Regions from separate parts of the Mus musculus genome. Here region 1 is linked to region 2. Evidence: chromatin loops called from intact Hi-C (ENCODE). Cell type or tissue: heart. All regions are shown on one strand. Each heading gives the region's core, and the rest is flanking DNA. Links, peaks and the distances in the headings are about the cores only. Region 1 has its middle 24 kb from the start of Cdkn1c. Region 2 overlaps Kcnq1 (potassium voltage-gated channel, subfamily Q, member 1).

Region 1 (8,330 bases), core at 114-8,113, 69 kb before region 2:
GCCTCCTAAATGCTGGGATTCCAGGTGTATATCCCGGCAGTCTCTGCAACTGTTCAAACTGGAAATCTTTAACCACAATGAGATGTTTAAGAGGCCCAGAATATGAGAGTGTTAGAAACAGAACATTCGAAATGTGGCTCAATAAAGCACCTAACCGGTGGTCTGCTAGAATCTAAGATTCAGTAGAACTGCTGGGATGCACTTGTTGCCCTGGGGCCTGTGGAGACAGGCAGCTGTGTGGAGTGAATTTGTTACATAGTCTAGCGGATCAGTGAGCTCCAAATTCTGTGTGAGGTCTTTGCCTCTAAAAGTCAGGTGGGTCTTAGGTGGAAAGGTCGATGCAGAGGCTAGTCCTAACACCACAGTTACTTATACCTGGGGAGCAGGGAGGAGCCAGGATGGGGGGTGGCAGAGTGATACTGCTGCAGACACACAGGGAGCCACCGCAGCTGACTCTGTCATCTTGGCATGCAAGATGTTCTACTGATGCAACTGAAAGCCCTGCAATGCCAGCCACTCCCCATGATGTATCATGAGGAATACCATAGCAGTAGTACTACATTGGTGCTGTACATCTGAGTGGCCTTAAACCTAATATGTGGTAGCAATGATCTTTCAAATAAACAATGTCCATAATGGTTGCTAGGAGTATTGGATTGTCCCTATTCTAGGCACTAAAGTCTCCTGTCTTCTCAAGTCACCACAGACAGCAAGTCCTCCAGAAGAGACCAAGTGGAAGTCAGGGGACACACCCTCCTAGGAATGGGAAGCAAAGATTTGCTTTGGAGGCTGCAGTGAGGTCCCTCCACTCTTACAGGTCTTCTTTTCCCTCGAAGCCAAGACGGTTGACCAGATAGCCACCTCCAAACTAGGCTTGGCATTCTTCCTCAGTCAGAGCCACCTGTGACTCCCAAAGCTGCTCACTGGTCTGTGTCCTCCTCAGTTTTTTTTCCTTCTCTGGTTTCCACTAGCTCCCTTCGTCTCATGAGTCTGTGTTGGTAGCTTCAAATTCTCCGTGGTAGCAACACTGTTGTGTGATAAAGTAGCAGCAGCAACAACAACCCAAACAACCAAAAAAAAAAAGTTTTTTTTTTCTTAATACTTGAAAACTCTTAGGAGGGCAGTGGTCTAGTTCTGAATTTTTCCTGATTTTTTTTTTCTTTTAAGTAAATATATTTAAAAGACAAGGTGGAGTGTGATAGAGGAAGGCACCTGACAACAACCTCTGGCCCCAGTAGGCATTTATATACACTCCTAATGTATGCACACATGAATGAATGAATGAATGAATGAATGAATGAATGAACAAACAAACAAACAAACAAACAAACAGAATTGGAGATGCCCACCACCCAGAAGGGTATTAGGAAAAGGTCACCTTCCAGGTGGCAGGTTTAGAAGCTTCTGTGGAGAAGTGACAATATGAGGAGGAAGAGAACATTTCCCAGAAGCTCTGCCTTTCTATATGTATTGCAGCTACAAGTGTCCATAGAGGCCCAGGCCAGGCTGTCTATCCAAGACGAGGCAGGCATGGGGTCTGGCATTACTGAATAGGCCCCCAGAAGGAAGAAGGCACCTCTGGCTGTTGAAGGGACTGCAAGGGCTGGACAGAAGGTCAAAGGAGGTCTGTGAATTCTACACTAACAGGAAACAACTTTCATTTTTTTGCCTTGAAAACTTCCATGATGTCTCTTGGCTGTGCATTTTCTATGAGCTATCTCCTACCCACCTGGTGTTACGGTTGGCAGGAGCTTTTAGGGTTAACACTGAGGGTCAGCAGAGTCCTTGGGGACAGGATACTCCTCCAGGCAGGAGCCAAGGGAGGTAGGTATGACAAAGAATGAGGTCCCTGACCACAGGCCAGGATGTTCAAAGGATAGCAGGGAGGAGGTGCAGGAGGAGAGGAGTCTAATGGCTAGGTGTGTGGAGGCAGGATGGGATTTAGCCAGCCCAGGCTGCAGGAAGGAGGGACTGGGGGACAGGAGCTTCAGCCTGGCCCCAGGCCAGGAGAGAAGGCCTTGCAAGACAAACTGAATTCTGGGTGCAATTGGACCAGACCTCCCATATCAACTGACTTCAGACTGGGCCAGTGCAATAATTAGGATCCACTTTTTCTTGAACAGATGACAGAAACATGCCCACTAAAGGATTAATGTCATGTCCTGAGAAAGGGAGTGGAGCTGTCTGACCCATGGAAGATCAGGGTTGTATGGTGTTCTGAGGCTGGTTTGACATCGTGCTAGCAAATGGTCATACACCACAAGGGCACTTGGCAGTCACTTTCACTTACCCACCATCCATCCACCCATCTATTTACCCATCTATTCATCCATCTATCCATCCATCCATTCACTCATTTTACCCATTTATTTTTTCACTCAATACTAATCTATTCTTTTATGCATTCGTCCATATATTCATCTACCATCTACCTAAACATCAACCCACTCATCCATCTGGCTTCCCATTATCCACCCACCTACTCAGGCACCATCCATCTCTGTACCCACCTATCGATCCATAAGTGCATTCTGTTCAGGCAACTTAGCCCAGTCCTGCTGTCGTTCACCTTGGTAAGGCTACAGGAGGTGAGGCTGACACCCCATCTCTTCTACCCACATAGTGTTTGCCCAACCAGCCTGGAAAATAGTTTGGGCGTGGGGGAGGCGGAGGCCAATTTCTGCTTAATTGCAAGGTGGGGCCCTGGGGGGCTCCCAGGTATGGGAGACCCACATCTGCAGCCGCGGCAGTCAGGCCTGGGCCGAAGGGCGCAGGCCGAGGGCCTGCCCGGCAGGGGGTCCCGTGTCCCCACCGCCCGCCTCCCCCACCGCCCCGCGCGCAGTCTGTTTGGAGAAGAAAGCGGGCCAATTTGTTTTCATTCAGAGTCACTTAAGATCCCATTTTGGAGAAATGAAAAGAGAAAAGCCCGCTTCCCGCGCCGGGCCCGCTGGGTGCTCGCCCGTGCCCGGCGGCGCGCTGGGGGGTGGGGCAGCGCCCCTCCCCCACTCTCATTCCCTCCCTTCCCCCACCAGCCCCTCCCCACTTTCTCTCCCCTTCATTCCCCCACCCTTCTCCTTTCCCTCCCCCTCCCCCAGTCCCCTCCCCCACTCCCGAAGTCCCGCAGCCCCTTAGCCCCGCGTCCTGGCCTGGCCGCGCTCATCTACATGGCCGGCACACTCGCGGCCCATCTGCGGAGGCGCAATTAAACGCGGGGGGGCGGGGGGCGCCCGAAATTAGCATTTCCGCGGCCATCTGGCGCGAGGAGCGGGCGCGGCCGGACAAAGGGCGCCGGGCGAGGGGAGAGGCGAGTGTGCCGCGGCATTGACCTGCAAATGAGGCTTTGTCTGCGCATTAAAGCTCGCCGGACCCCCGACCCCGGCCTGCGCCCCCACCGTGGCCCCCGGCGGCCCAGGCCGGACCCGGCACCCCGAGGCCCGTGACCCCGGTGTGGCGCCTGCACCCGACGTTGCACCGCGGCCTCCAGCATAGGCCAGGCCGGCCCCTTAGCCCAGCAGGGCCTTGCGAGTTCCTCAGGTGGCAGATGCCCCAATACCTGCAGAAGCCCTACAGGGGTTGGTCTGGGACTTGAGGTGCTGGGAACACCCAGGATAGCCACCTGCACAGATCAATCAGTCTCTGAGCCCAAGTAGCCATAAGGGCCAGAGTCTTCTGCCTTCAGCACCAAGGAGGTCCAGAGTGCTGGAGTTGCCAGGTGATCTGGGAAGCCTCAGAGTGCAGACCAGGATTGCAAGGACCCCGGGTCTCCTGTCTCTTATAGGCCTTACAAGGTCCCGGACTTTCTACAGTGTGGTGCAGACACTGGAGATCCTTAAATGGGGTTTCCACAGCACATCCCATGACTTGCACTGTGTGAGGAGGGAACAGTGTGAGGCTGCATGTGGGCCTCAGTTTCCCAACGTGGGCAAATGGGAGTGCTGTGGGTGCTAATTCTGGGCGAGGACTATGTGTGGCTCAGTTTAGAGGTGGTGAGGATTTTCAAGTAGGGGGCCAACAGGAGGAAAAGGGTTCATGGCTCATCCTGGGGTGAGCAGAAAAGACATGAGACCTTGGATTCCATCCTGGGATGCTGGAGAGAGGCAGGTAGGGCCTGGGTGATCACTAAGAACCAGCTGCGATGCAGGATTGGCAGGCAGTGTTGGAAGGACAAACCTAGACCAGATGGAAGATTTCACGGGCACTACTCAGAATTGCCTATCAACTTGTCTCCTCAGAGATTAGACAAGGGTGTTCAGAGATGTGAGGGTATATGGGCACGTGGCAGTTCCTGGCACAGCCTGGCATTGAACCATAGGTATGCCAAGGGGTTGTGGTTCTCTTATCAGTGATGTCTGGGACCATCCCTACCTGTGGGCCTATAAACGTCTGAAGATTTGTTCAGAAGTGCAAAGAAAACCCACAGTGGGGATGGGGAAGATAATGGCTTAGTTTGCATGAAGATGTGAGTTCTATCTCTTGAACTCATGTTAGGTGGGGGTGGGAGAAGCTAGGATAGTGGCCCATATTTGTAATCTTGGCATTGCAGAGATGGGGGAGGGGCGATAGGTGGCATCCTGAGGCTTGCTGAGTGTGAGGTGGAGAAGAGACGCTGGGCCTGGAGCCATGGAACTCCCACCCAGGCCTTTCAGTCTGTGTGCACAGGCTGGAGAAGCCCTGCCCCCTGAGGAGCTGGGAGAGCAGCCTGGGATTGGGGAGTGGGGAGAGTGGCACCTGACACTAAGGTGGATGAAGGGATAAATAGCTTCAGGCCTGGTCAACATGGGTGAGATGGCCAGGACAGGCCCAGTCAGCAGGTCCTGGCAGCGGCGGGGGACCTGCCTTGTGGGGCATCCCCAGGCATCCTGTGACAGCAAGGTTTAAGACTCTCCTGTTTGTGGGGATTGATATCTATAGAGAACTCAAGAAGCTAACCGTGAAAGCAGAAGCCACTCAATGGAACAGACTAGTAGAATGAGCGAGCGTTCAGTGCTTAAGGGACGAGGAACGAATGGCTAATAACACACACAGCATTGCTTGCTTTCACTAGTTACCGGGGAAGTGCAAATAAAAGGCACGCTCAAGGGTTGGGGAGATGACTCCATTTGCATAAAGATATGAGTTCAATCCCCAGAACCCATTTTTTTTAAAAAAGGTAGCCCAAGTTTGTAATCCCACACTGGACAGGTGAAAACAGGGCCCAGCCATCCTAGCCTGATCTGCTAGCTTTAGGTCAATGAAAGACAGGGTGGACAGGCACATGAAGAGTGACATCCTGGGGTGTCCTGCATGTGGGCATACTCCAGCTACATTGGGATTCCATCTGACTCCGGTCTGATCTGAATGGCAGTCATCAAGAACAATAACAAACACTGGCCAGGCTGTAGAAAAGAGTTCCCTTGTACACTACACTGCTGGCGGGGAACGAAACTAGTCCAGCCACTCTAGAAATCAGTATGAAGGTTTGTCAAAAAACTAACAACGGGTTTTCCATATGACCCAACTATACACTCCTGGTTATTTACCCAAAGGCCTCTAAGTCAACACATCACCAAGATACCTACCTGCACGTTGCCGCTCATCACGGCATTATGCATAATGGCTGAGGTATGGGGGCAGCCTAGGTATGTGAGAAAAGGTGCCTGAGTACAGAGAAGGTGGTTTATATATACAATGGGACTTTTTTCCCCCCTAGTTGCAGAAAAGAATGAAGTGAGGTGGTTTGAAAGAAAATGTATTCAACAGGAGCCAATCACATCAAGTGAGCTGTCAGTCTCAGAAAGACAAATGTGGCAAGTGTCCTTTGTGGGTCCTAGACTTCAGAGATGACATAAAGTCATGTATGCACTGATGGTAGGAAAATAGAAGCAGAAACTCTGGGAAACAATGGGAGGGAGGCCATAAGGGAGGATGGCGGAGAATGGGGGGGAGGGGAGTAACAAAGTAAATCATAGACTAGGCTGGACATGGCCTTGCAGTAGAATAATTAATAAATAAAAATGACGATGATAAAGAACTGGGGAAATAGCTCAGTCATTAAGTCTTTGTCTTGAGAGCATGAAGACCTGTCTTCAGTCCCTAGCCTAGCCTACTTGATAGGCTCCAGGCCCATGTGAGACCCTGTCTGAAAAAGAAAAAAAAAAAAAACATAGTGGACAGACCAAGGAACGGCATTCAAGGTTGACATCCGGCTCTCACACACATATACACATATTGTGCATCCGGAACATATGTGTGCACTTACATCTGAATAATGACACACAAAATAACAATAATGAACTGGATGCTTGCTGGGTGTGGAGTTTGTGTAACAAGGATCCTGGGTGTATTTGGTGTCTGGGGCCCTGGGGTGTGAGCACACAGGGGATCCTATATGGGAATGGTATAGGGGGCTTTGCTCTGTGTAGTAGAGCTATGGTCCTGGCAGTAGGGCTGGTGGAGAACAGGGAGAGCCAGTTCCTCTTTGCCCATACTAGGCACCTCCTACTCTTGACCAGCCAGGTCTCAGGCCTCCAGAAAACAGTCTGGTGTGCTCAAGGATGTGAGTGACCACAGCCCCTTGGTAGTTGTCTTCAGGGGTTCTTGCATCCAGTTTGAGCTGGCTTCCTGCATGTCAGCATTCCTTGATCTCCAAGGGTTCTCCTTGTCAACTATCCCTGTCATCTGTTCGAGGATACTACTTTATCTATAGAGGATGATATCTGCTGAAAGCAGGGAGTCTAGAGCCACATTGGAAGGCTTTGTGTTCAGTTCTGTAGGATGGTCAGGAGTTTGGCAAATAGAGAAGGAAGGAAGGGGCAATTTGGTCTGAGGTGGTGGCATTGGGCAAGTCAGGACTGCAGTAGGTAGAGAACAGGGTGCCAGGCCTTGACTGGGTTCTTCCCAGGGTTTCAAGTCCCTGCTTCCTACCTCTTACCCACAGGGTTCTCTTTTCAGGGTATCTAGAGTGGACAGGTATGGCTGCAGGACCATCAGCCTCACAGAAGAGCTGAGAGGAGAGGCAGCCAGCCCAGTTTTCCCAATCCTCAGGAGAGGCAGTCTGGGAGCCTGGGACTTGGGGGTGGAATCTAGCTAGAGGGGCAGCCCAGCAGGTAATGGAGAAAGGGCACCTTCTCAGCATCCAGGCCTGCCTCAACTGGTGAGCAGTGCCTCAGGGGCTTCAGTCTGTGTTTATCTCCTGTTCTTTTAGCCTCCTGCTTCCTGCCCAACTGGTAAGCAGCCTTTGAGCTAGGTCTCCTCCATTCATCTGCCCACTTAGGGAGGATGGTGAATTGAACACTGGGTAGAGTTAGCTCTTTTCAGCTCTATTCCAGAGGAACTAGGCCTGTGGATAAGGGCCCAGCCTTAGTTCTAGATCATAGCACAAGGCAGGGGCAGGGCAGGGAAGTCCCTAATCCTGCTCTGGGCTGCCCTGTCTGTGAAGTTCTGGAGGTAGCTGCCTTCTTTACCGATGCTCCCTGTTGTCCTGGGTCTCAGGGTGAAATACATCCTACTCCTCTCTGCTCCTGGTGTGGGCCCCAGGATTTCCTTAGGGTTTTGGTGGTACTGGTCCTACGTGCGGAAGCAGTTGCCGAGTTGGCAGGCTGGCTCCTCTGAGGGCTGAATGGGCATTCTGCCCCGCCACCTTCGGCTGTCATCTGCTGCTGGGATTCAGTTTCCTAGAGCAGGAATGGCTGCAGGTGGATTCTGGAGGCCGCGGGACTTTATGGCTCATAAGGCTGGCTCCCTGGGGAACAGGGCCCAGAGTGCTGCAAGAAAGCAATCTGCTGGTGGTGACCTGAGGCCTCTCTGCTCCTGGCAGCAAGAGGGACTACTCGGGGCAAGGGTGCCAGGCCTTGGCAGGGCTCTCTGGAAGCCGGGCCAGCTGGGTGCTGCATAACTGAAGCCCTTGCATGCATTTAGGACACACAGGAATGGTAGAGTGCTTTGAGGACAGTTCCCAGGCTGGTGGCTGAGGGGAGGTTAGAGGGATTTGTATCTGGGGATAAGGGAGTGGGATTGGCTTCTGTTGCCCTTCTGCAGCTGCAGCTCTAGAGGATTGCCCTCTCTGTGCACTTTGACAGAGCTATTCGTGGTCTGGGTGGTGTATGGGAGGGAGGCATGGCTTCCTCCAGTCTCTTAGAACCGTTTCTTGAACTCTGTGCTAATTGAGCCAAGCAGATTAACCAAAGGAACCCCGTTTTGATTTTACAGATATGTATACACACCCCTGCAGAGTCAGCTGACTTTAAGGCTGAGCAGGGGGCAGAGCCCCTGAGGTGAGGGGTGTTGTGTGGGTTGGCAAACTGTTTTGCTATTTGGAGCTGACTTCAGGTATCAGAGGTAGCCTTCCAGCT
Region 2 (8,330 bases), core at 29-8,028:
AGCTGAGCAGACAGTAGGAACACTAGAGACTGAGGTAAGAGCTTCCCAAAGGCAGCTATGCACCACGAGCTTTAGATTCTACAATCTTCCTAGTGACTCTGGCCATTAGAACCTGGGAGTCTCAAGGCAGAAACTGTCAGCAAGCTCAGACCTTCAAATAGCTCAATGGGAAAGTCAACAAAATTAGCCCACTCCCTGAGAAGACTGTCAAGATGGCTTTAACTGTTAAGAGGAAGGGAACAGTTTTTGCCCTGGGAAGTTACATCCTCAAGCTAGTTACAGCTCTGATTAGAGCTCAAACTCTTATCATCTGAGTGGTCTGGAAAATCTCCGAGTCTAGGACTGAAAGGCCAGGCTGGATGTATGCCCATATGTGTAGCAACAGGAGAGGGAATGAAATCAGGCACCTCAGACAAGGCAGCGGGTGTGAGAAAGAAGTAGATAAAACTGCTGATTGTATTTTTAAAACCCACATATGCACAACACACACACACATACACAGAGAGAGAGAGAGAGAGAAAGAGAGAGAGAGACAGACAGACAGACAGAGACAGACACAGAGAGAGAGAGAGACAGAGACAGACAGACAGACAGACAGACAGACAGATACACACACACATAAAGAACACAAAGTACAATATCCTTTATGACTATAGATACAAGCCAGGCATGGTGGTCCTGGAATCTCAGTATGTGGGGGGCAAAATCAGGAGGATCATAGTGAGTTTGAGATCAGCTTGGGTTACACAGTAAGTTCCAGGCCAGCCTGGGATAGACTATATAAGGAGACTCTGTATTAACCCCTAGTTCCCCCTCTCATTGTATGTGTGTATTGTATTGTGTGTGTGTGTATGTATGTGTGTGTGTATATATATATCTTTATATACATAAATAGTAATGTTCTTACCACAGTATAACAACCCGAGCCCTGCAAAATTAAAAAAAAAAAATCCTTCATCTACCATGACCAAATGGGGTGTATCCCAGGAACGTGAGATTAATTTAGCACCCCCAAAATTAGTTACTATATCATACTGTATTAATAGAATAAGGGGTTAAATATCACATGGTCACCTTGATAGACTCAGAAAGGACAGCTGGGGAAAATGCACATTTACTTTTGCTCAGCTCTTAGTGCACTCAGCATAGGAGAACATCCTGAACTCACAGGGAGCATTGATGAGAACTCCAAAGCCATCCTCATCCTTAATGACAGGTGACAGGAGGCCTTCTCCCAGGAGAGTCTCTAGTCATTCCTACATATTACTGACGTTCAAGCTAGGGCAAGGGTGGTGGGAAGGCGGCGAGAGCAGGAAGGAGGGAAGGAAGGAAATGAAAGGCATTGGGACCGGAGGGGAAGAAGTAAGTTTGCCTTCATTATCTGTAGCAGGAGTGGAAAATCTAACAGAATCAACAGCAAGAACAAAACATGAAGACTAAGAATAGCAAGTTTGGACTTTCCCAGACCGGCCAAAGATTGAGTTTCTAGCTCCAGTAACATACAATCCCAAAGTGAAATTAAGAAAAAAAACCAAAAAACAAAAAACAAAAAAAACTAATCCCATTAGCAGTTGTATGGTGAATAAAACAGAAGTGAAGTTAACAACAACAACAACAATACACAAAATGTACACAAACTACAAAAAAATTATCAAAATTTCTAATCCCAGACTTTGGCTGAGGCAGGTGGATTTTTAATTTCACAGTATAGCTAACTAGTTCCAGGCTAGCCTGAGCTACAGAGGAAAAAAAAAACAAAAACAAACCTTGTCATAACCTCACCTCCCAAGAACTGGAGGAAGTAAAACAGAGATAGCATATTCATGGTCTAAGATGTCTGTTTACCCAAATGGATCCATAGATTCAACAGAAAATCCCAGAAGCCCACCACCCTACCTGCCTGCCTTTTCTACCCCCAATTTCTCTTTTAAAGAAAAAAAAAATACAAGTTCATCTAAAAATTCAGATGAAAATATCTAGGTATCAGACCAGGGTAGGAGAAAAAAAATCAGAATATTTTCACTACTCAATTTCAAAACTTACTGTAAAGATCCGATAATCAAGAGACCATGGAGCATATGGACCAAGAGAACGGGAATGAAGGTCCACAAAGAAACCCATACATTTATGGTAAATGGATTTTTTTTTTTTTTGAGGTAGCCCAGGCTGACTTTAAACTTTGTATATGCTTGAGTCTGGTTTTGAACTCCTGACTCTTCTGCATTAGTTTCCCAAGTACAGGGATTAAAAGTGTGCATCACCATGCTTGGCTTAGTTAATTAGTTCCTAAGAAAGATGCCTTTGCTGTTTGACCAAATAAAAGATCTTTTTTTTTTTTGACTAATGGTGCTGTGCGAGTGAATGAAAAAGCAGCTGTTTGTGTGGTACTTGCGGGTAGGCAGATATTGAAGACTATTAGATACCAGTCAGAGGTCAGCCTGGGCTTGGCCTACATCTTCTTTTGTTTGCTTTTATTTTTAGTGTTTGAGACAAGGTCTCACTATGGAGCCCTGACTGACCTAGTCACCACATAGACCAGGTTGGCCTTGAACTCACAGACATAGGCTTGCCTCTGCCTCCCAAGTGCTGGGATTAAAGGCATGTCCAACCATGCTTAGCCCTTGAGCTATACACCTTTAAGAGGCTAGGAAGATAGCTCAGTTGTTAAGGTACTTGCTGTGCAAGCCTGAGGATCAGAGCTTAGTTCCCAGATCTCACATAAAAAAGTCAGGCATTGCTGGCACATATTTATAACCCAGGAGTTGGGGAAGAAGAAACTGGTGGGTCCCTGGAGTTCGTTCACCAGCCAGCCTAGCATACTTGGTGAGCTGCAGGTTAATCTGAGAACTTTTCTCAAAAAATAAATGGTTCTGAAAAACAACTGTTGAAATGTTTCTTTGGTCTCTAAACACATATACACCCCCACACATGTGTATCTGCACACATACAAGCACACACACATACAAAGCCAAGTAAACAAAAACTTAGATCTCATCTCACTGAATACTCTCAAATTGCCTCAAAAATCTAGGCCTAAATACAAAAGCTCACTCTCTACAATTTCTAGAAGAAAAAAATAAAAATGAAAATAAAAAAAGAAAATGTTTATGACCTCAGATAGGGGAAAGAGATCGAAGATCGTCAAAAGCAGGAACCATACAAAAGACAAATTGGACTTCATTAAAATTAAAAACTTCTGAGATTTAAAAGACAATTCAGAAAATGAAAAGACAGCCGGAGATTAGGAGAAAGTATTTGCAAGTCATACGTCTGATGGAGGACTTGTACCCAGAACATATTAAAAACTCCTGCCACTCGACAATAGAGCGGAGTACCTAATTGGAAAACGGGCAAGAGAGTTGAATAAACATTTCACCAGAGAAGACTATGAATGGCTAATAAGCACATGAAAAGTTGCTCAACATCATTAGTCATTAGGGAAATGCAAATCAAAACCACAATGAGATACCATTACATACTCACTAACAGGGCTGAAATAGAAAACCCAAGCATACCGCCTGGTTGCAAGGCTGAGAGAAAGTGGGCCGTTTACACACTGCTGATGGGAAAACAAGGGCAAAAACAAAACAAAACAAAAACAAAACTTTAGAAAAGAGTCTCGCCGCCGTTTTCCTAGAAAGCTAAACAGAAATTCACCCTGTGACTTCGAGGAAATGATAGATCAAATAGATAAAGAGATTCCAGCGAGGATAGAGAAGATTTGAATGAAACAATGAACAAGCTTGTTCTGGTGCTTGTAAACACAGCCCTGCATCCAGTGACTGCCGAATATGCTTCAAGTACTCGGGGGCGCCTTACAAAGGCTCAGCGCATGGTTTGCTGTAAAACATCCTTCAAAACATTCCAAGGGGTTGATATCCCAGGACCACTTGCTCTGACAGTGAAGCAATGTTACTAGAAAGTTCTACCGCAGTAATAACAATGATGAAAACCACATAGTTATGCTGCCGTGGCATAACTCTTGGAATAAACAAGAGGTGATGGAGATTAGAAAAATACACCATAAGCAGATGAAAGCGAAAGTAAAGCTCCCTTGTCCGGAGTGTGGGGGAGCCTGGTGCAGGGCCCTGTGCCTGTCACCCCTGTGACGAAGGAGGCTAAGGCAGGACAACCTTGAGGCCAAACTGAGCTACTGAGTGAGATTCTGGCTCAACGAAAGTGGCATGTGCCTTTCCAGTGATGCTTACAGACAAAAAAAAAAAAAAAAAAAAAAAGCTTCACGGGCTTCGAAATCTAGAAAATCTGGAGATTAATAATTATCTAGCTTAAGAAGTTAGAGGGAGGGAAAACATATTAAGGCCAAGTGATTAGAAAGAAAGAGAGATAAACAGACTAGAATAAGCAAGATAAAAACCCACAGGCGGGAAGATCCACAAAGCCAAAAGTTTGGTGAAAATAGCAGTAAAACTGGAGAATGCATGGCAGGCTGGGCTGCCGTGGGAAATGGGGCCAGCGTTGATAAATGACAATGGGGAGCAGGGGCAAAAGACAGAAGCCGCCGACACCAAGTAAACAGCAACAAATTGAAAACCAAGATAAAAAGTACAAACTCCTCAGCTCTGCTGCTTATCAAAACTGACACAAGAAGAAATAAAGAGCCCTAGTAGTTCATGAACCTCAGACCCTGTAATTAGTAGTTAAAAGTATTCTCACGGAGGAAACTGCAGCCTGGATGGCTTTGCCTTGAAATTCTAACAAATGAGAGAGAGAGAGAGAGAGAGAGAGAGAGAGACTCACAGAAAGTATTCCAGGATGTAGGATGGGTGGGAACACCTCACTACTTAACCTGTGAGACACCATGACTCAGCAAAGATGGCAGAGTAGGATCACCTGGATTTGGGCAGCATTTGAGACTTATGTGGGATGTGAGAGATGAGGTCGGGAAGTCTGCAGTGATATCTATGTAATAATTCCCCAGGCAGAGAACATGAAGACCTGGGCTTAGCAAATACTCAGCTGGAGAGCAAGGATGGAGCAGGGCCCAGGGATCGGCCTGGGATGACAAGGTCTCATGGTGCAGCTTGTAAGCCTCATGGATAGAAGCGGACCCTGAAAGGCAGGTATTGGAGGCTGGGTGGTATCCTCTAACAGGAAATAAGTATGCATGGCCTGGCTTCTAGGACAGAACTAGGCAGAAATGCTGGGCACTGGGGCCTCTCCCTCCAACCCATGCTCCCTGCCCCCAGATGCCCTGTGGACAGGGTCTGGAAACCAGAGTGCCCCTGTGTCCGGCTTCAAGCCACAAACATTTCCTGCAGAAAACAAGAAAGTCAGTCTCTTGGCCCCACTGTGCTCTGCATATCAGCCCGACAGTGTGAGCTTGGCTTGTAAAATAAACACTGCAGCAGGTCCAGGTCCAAGAAGATCTAAGAACACCACGGGTAAGAGGTGGGTGGGAGTTCTGCAGAGAGACAGGGAACCATAGGGAAGCCGAGGCAGGCCAGGGAACAGAAGAGGGGTGCCGGAACCAGAACTCCGGGGTTCCTATTACAGGGATGACAAGGTGGCTTGTACCATCTTGAATTGCCACTAGTCCTGACTACTATAGCCAGTGGACAAGGCCACCACCTCCACCCAGCCTTGGCTCTCAGAGTTGATTCTAGCCTCCTTACCAAAGGACTATCACACTTCTGAAATGTTCTTCTCTTACTCACATCTGTGACTGCCATCAGGACCAGCTCTTTGTATAACTAACTGCGTGACAGGAGACTGCCTGATTTCTAGAACAAAACAATCCATAATCTACGACAAAAGCTGAGAGTGTATAATGGCTACAGGAAGGGAGCCTATGGGTATGCTCTCCCTGGTATGAATTCCTGGCTGGCACCTTAGGGAACTCTGGCTGGGCTCAGCCAGCCTGGCTGGCACCTTAGGGAACTCCTGGTCAGGAACCAGCTGGCCTCCCCTAAGAATCCCTTACAAGTAGACACACTCAATATCTTTGGTCCTTAGCTTGATCCTCTCCTTCCATGGGGTCCAGGTGTTTGTAAGTGGGGTTCAGTCCCTGTGATGTGGGCAGACTATGGTGGGATACACTTCACAGCTGAGGGACTAAGCTGAGCTAGGCAAGTTGCTGGGCACTAAAGACTTGACTTTGGCCAGTCTGTAGCTGGCCTGGAGGGGTGGGAGGGAGGGGCTGTCAGCAGGGAAGCCCAGGGGCTCTGGCTGGGCTCAGCCAGGCTGGCTGGCACTGGCTCTGCTCTGGGACTGCTGGGCTCCCAGGGATTTCCTGTCCCCTACTTCCCAAGGTCAGCAGGATTGCGCTTGGGTTGTTTCTGGTCCCGATGGTTACGTTGATAACTGTGATAACGTGGGGCCCGGCCATGCCATCGTGCCCTCTGGGCCCAACAAAGCTCTTTCCCAGGGTCTGTCCCCACAGGGGGCAGTGGTCCCGGACAAGGGAGGGACTGGGCAGGCTGCCATGGGCTGTTTGGGTCAGTGCATCTTGACAGCCTCTTGATGTACAGTGGGGGTCCAGGCTAGAGCCCTGGGAGGAGCCTTGGTTCAGTGTGACCATGGCCTTGGCAGAGGACCCACTCCTCCATCTTAACCATCTTGAGGTAGGGAGTGAAAGTGAGAGTGGTGCCCATTAGGTGTTTGCTGCAGGATTCCAGCATTCTTGACAACCTGGCTCAGAGCCCAGACAGGGTCAAGGTCACCAGGACCTCTGAGGATCGGCCTAGCTTTGTTCCTAAACTTTGCTCCCAGAAACCATGGACTCTGGAAAACCAGCCCTTTGTTGTCCTGACCTGATGAAGTACTGGCATGTACTTCTGCCCCTGTCCCTGCTCCTGCTCCTGGGCCAGTACAAGCTCCACCTTAGTCATATAAAGCTGTGACCTGCTCTTAAACCCTAGACTGCTGCTAGTCAGTCATATATTGAGTCTGGAAAGGGGACACTGATTTTAGGAGCTATTAACAATCATCTTCTGTCACTTAGAAGAGATAACAGGTTTCTGGTCTGGGTTTGAGGGGTAGCCTGTACTATAGGTAATGAGCAGAAGGAGAAAGCTGGAACAGTTAGAATGGGGTAGAAATTTGTGGTGGAGAAATTATCTGGCACTGGAGACAGTAGGCATTTGTGTCAACAAAGCGTAGGGAGTCTTCAAAGCCTTATCCTATGTGGGCCAGACTATCTTTTGCCTACCTTCCCAGTTGCAGCTCATATTGAGAGTCAGAGGCAAATGTTGCTAGAGCAACCCAGCAGCAACCACACTCACCACTCAACTGAAATTCCACTATTTTTAGCTTCCTAGTTATGTTCAGATAAAATCCATGTACACAGACTCAAGTTGTCTGGCAAGATAACAGCACACCTCAAACCGCAGAGACTTCGAAGACCAGCAGTGGATTGTACCATGTGCCCAAGAAAAGTCCCCCTATGATCCAGAGCTTCCAGTGGCTCATGAAAGGTAGGGTGGTGGGCACAGAAGGTAGGGGGCAATGGAGGAGCCTATTTGCCTAGCTAATACCAGCTGTGACATTCTGATAGCATAAGATTGTCGGCAGCCAGAGTATGCGGAACGGTAGCACTCTACAGGGTATGCACTCTACTGTACATGGGAGCCTACAGTAGTGGATACTAAAAATAGCCTGGCCGGGCAGAGACAGAGGAGCCTAGCACACTAACTCAAGCTGGATCTTCCTCACCAGCCAGGTCCAGGATAAGTAGAAGCTGACACCATCCAGGAATCCACCCCAGCCAGGTTCTGCATCTTCTGAAGGTTTGGCTTACCCAAAGCAAGGACCTTAGACAATTGGCTTATGGGGAGGCCCGTGTGAATCTGGCTGCAGCCACCTCCTGGCTAAGACACAGCCAGGAGGCTCTTAGAGCTCTAAGGGTAAGGAGTGGAGGGGGAAAGCTAGGTCATGTTTAAGACTTCAGTGCATCTGGCTCTGCAATCTCACTCCTACCTTCCCAGGGCAGCGGCAGGGCCACAGGCCTTGGGACACCAGGCAGAAGCAGCCAATAGGCAGGTCTCTGACTTTGCAGGCACACAACTGTGAAGTGTTTTGGCCCAGCCACTGTGCACACTCCTTCTCAAGAACTTCACGGAGGAGGTCAGAGGGGTGTGGAGCTAAGCGGGGGCACTTGGGATACTGCACTGGCCGAGGATGGTGGCAATTAAAGCTGACAGAGCTGAAGCAGGAACCTACCTTGTCTTCCACCCTGTTCAGACGGGCACCGATGGTGTTACTGCCACGGTCTTTGCTCTTTTCTATGGGGTAAAGCACAAAGTCAGGGGTATGGGCTGTGGGTGTGGGCTCAGGAGCCTAGGGAGCAGGAGATGGGGAAGGGGTAGCTGGGG

What was found. Hi-C counts contacts between places; a loop is a spot of excess contacts. Peaks named below come from ENCODE experiments on the same cell type or tissue, not always from the same donor. Only the 100,000 strongest peaks of a DNase experiment are listed, where the experiment ranks them.
Region 1: a loop joins it to region 2, with 1.9 times the contacts of the local background. A loop is called at or near these places in 3 of 42 quality-filtered maps.

Annotation. Positions count from the first base shown.
Region 1 is chr7:143,432,958-143,441,287 of GRCm38, reverse strand. No RefSeq gene overlaps it. Among named protein-coding and RNA genes, the nearest start is that of Cdkn1c, 24 kb to the left of the region's middle. In heart, for the core only: no CTCF peak of the experiment used is centred there; a DNase peak (open chromatin) is centred at 7,827; H3K4me3 peaks cover 1,864 bases; H3K27ac peaks cover 1,840 bases; H3K27me3 peaks cover 1,619 bases.
Region 2 is chr7:143,363,543-143,371,872 of GRCm38, reverse strand. It overlaps Kcnq1 (potassium voltage-gated channel, subfamily Q, member 1), which reads right to left. Exons shown (of 16, transcript NM_008434.2): 15 at 8,179-8,240. Among named protein-coding and RNA genes, the nearest start is that of 4933417O13Rik, 37 kb to the right of the region's middle. In heart, for the core only: no CTCF peak of the experiment used is centred there; DNase peaks (open chromatin) are centred at 4,082 and 6,420; H3K4me3 peaks cover 1,115 bases; H3K27ac peaks cover 5,870 bases.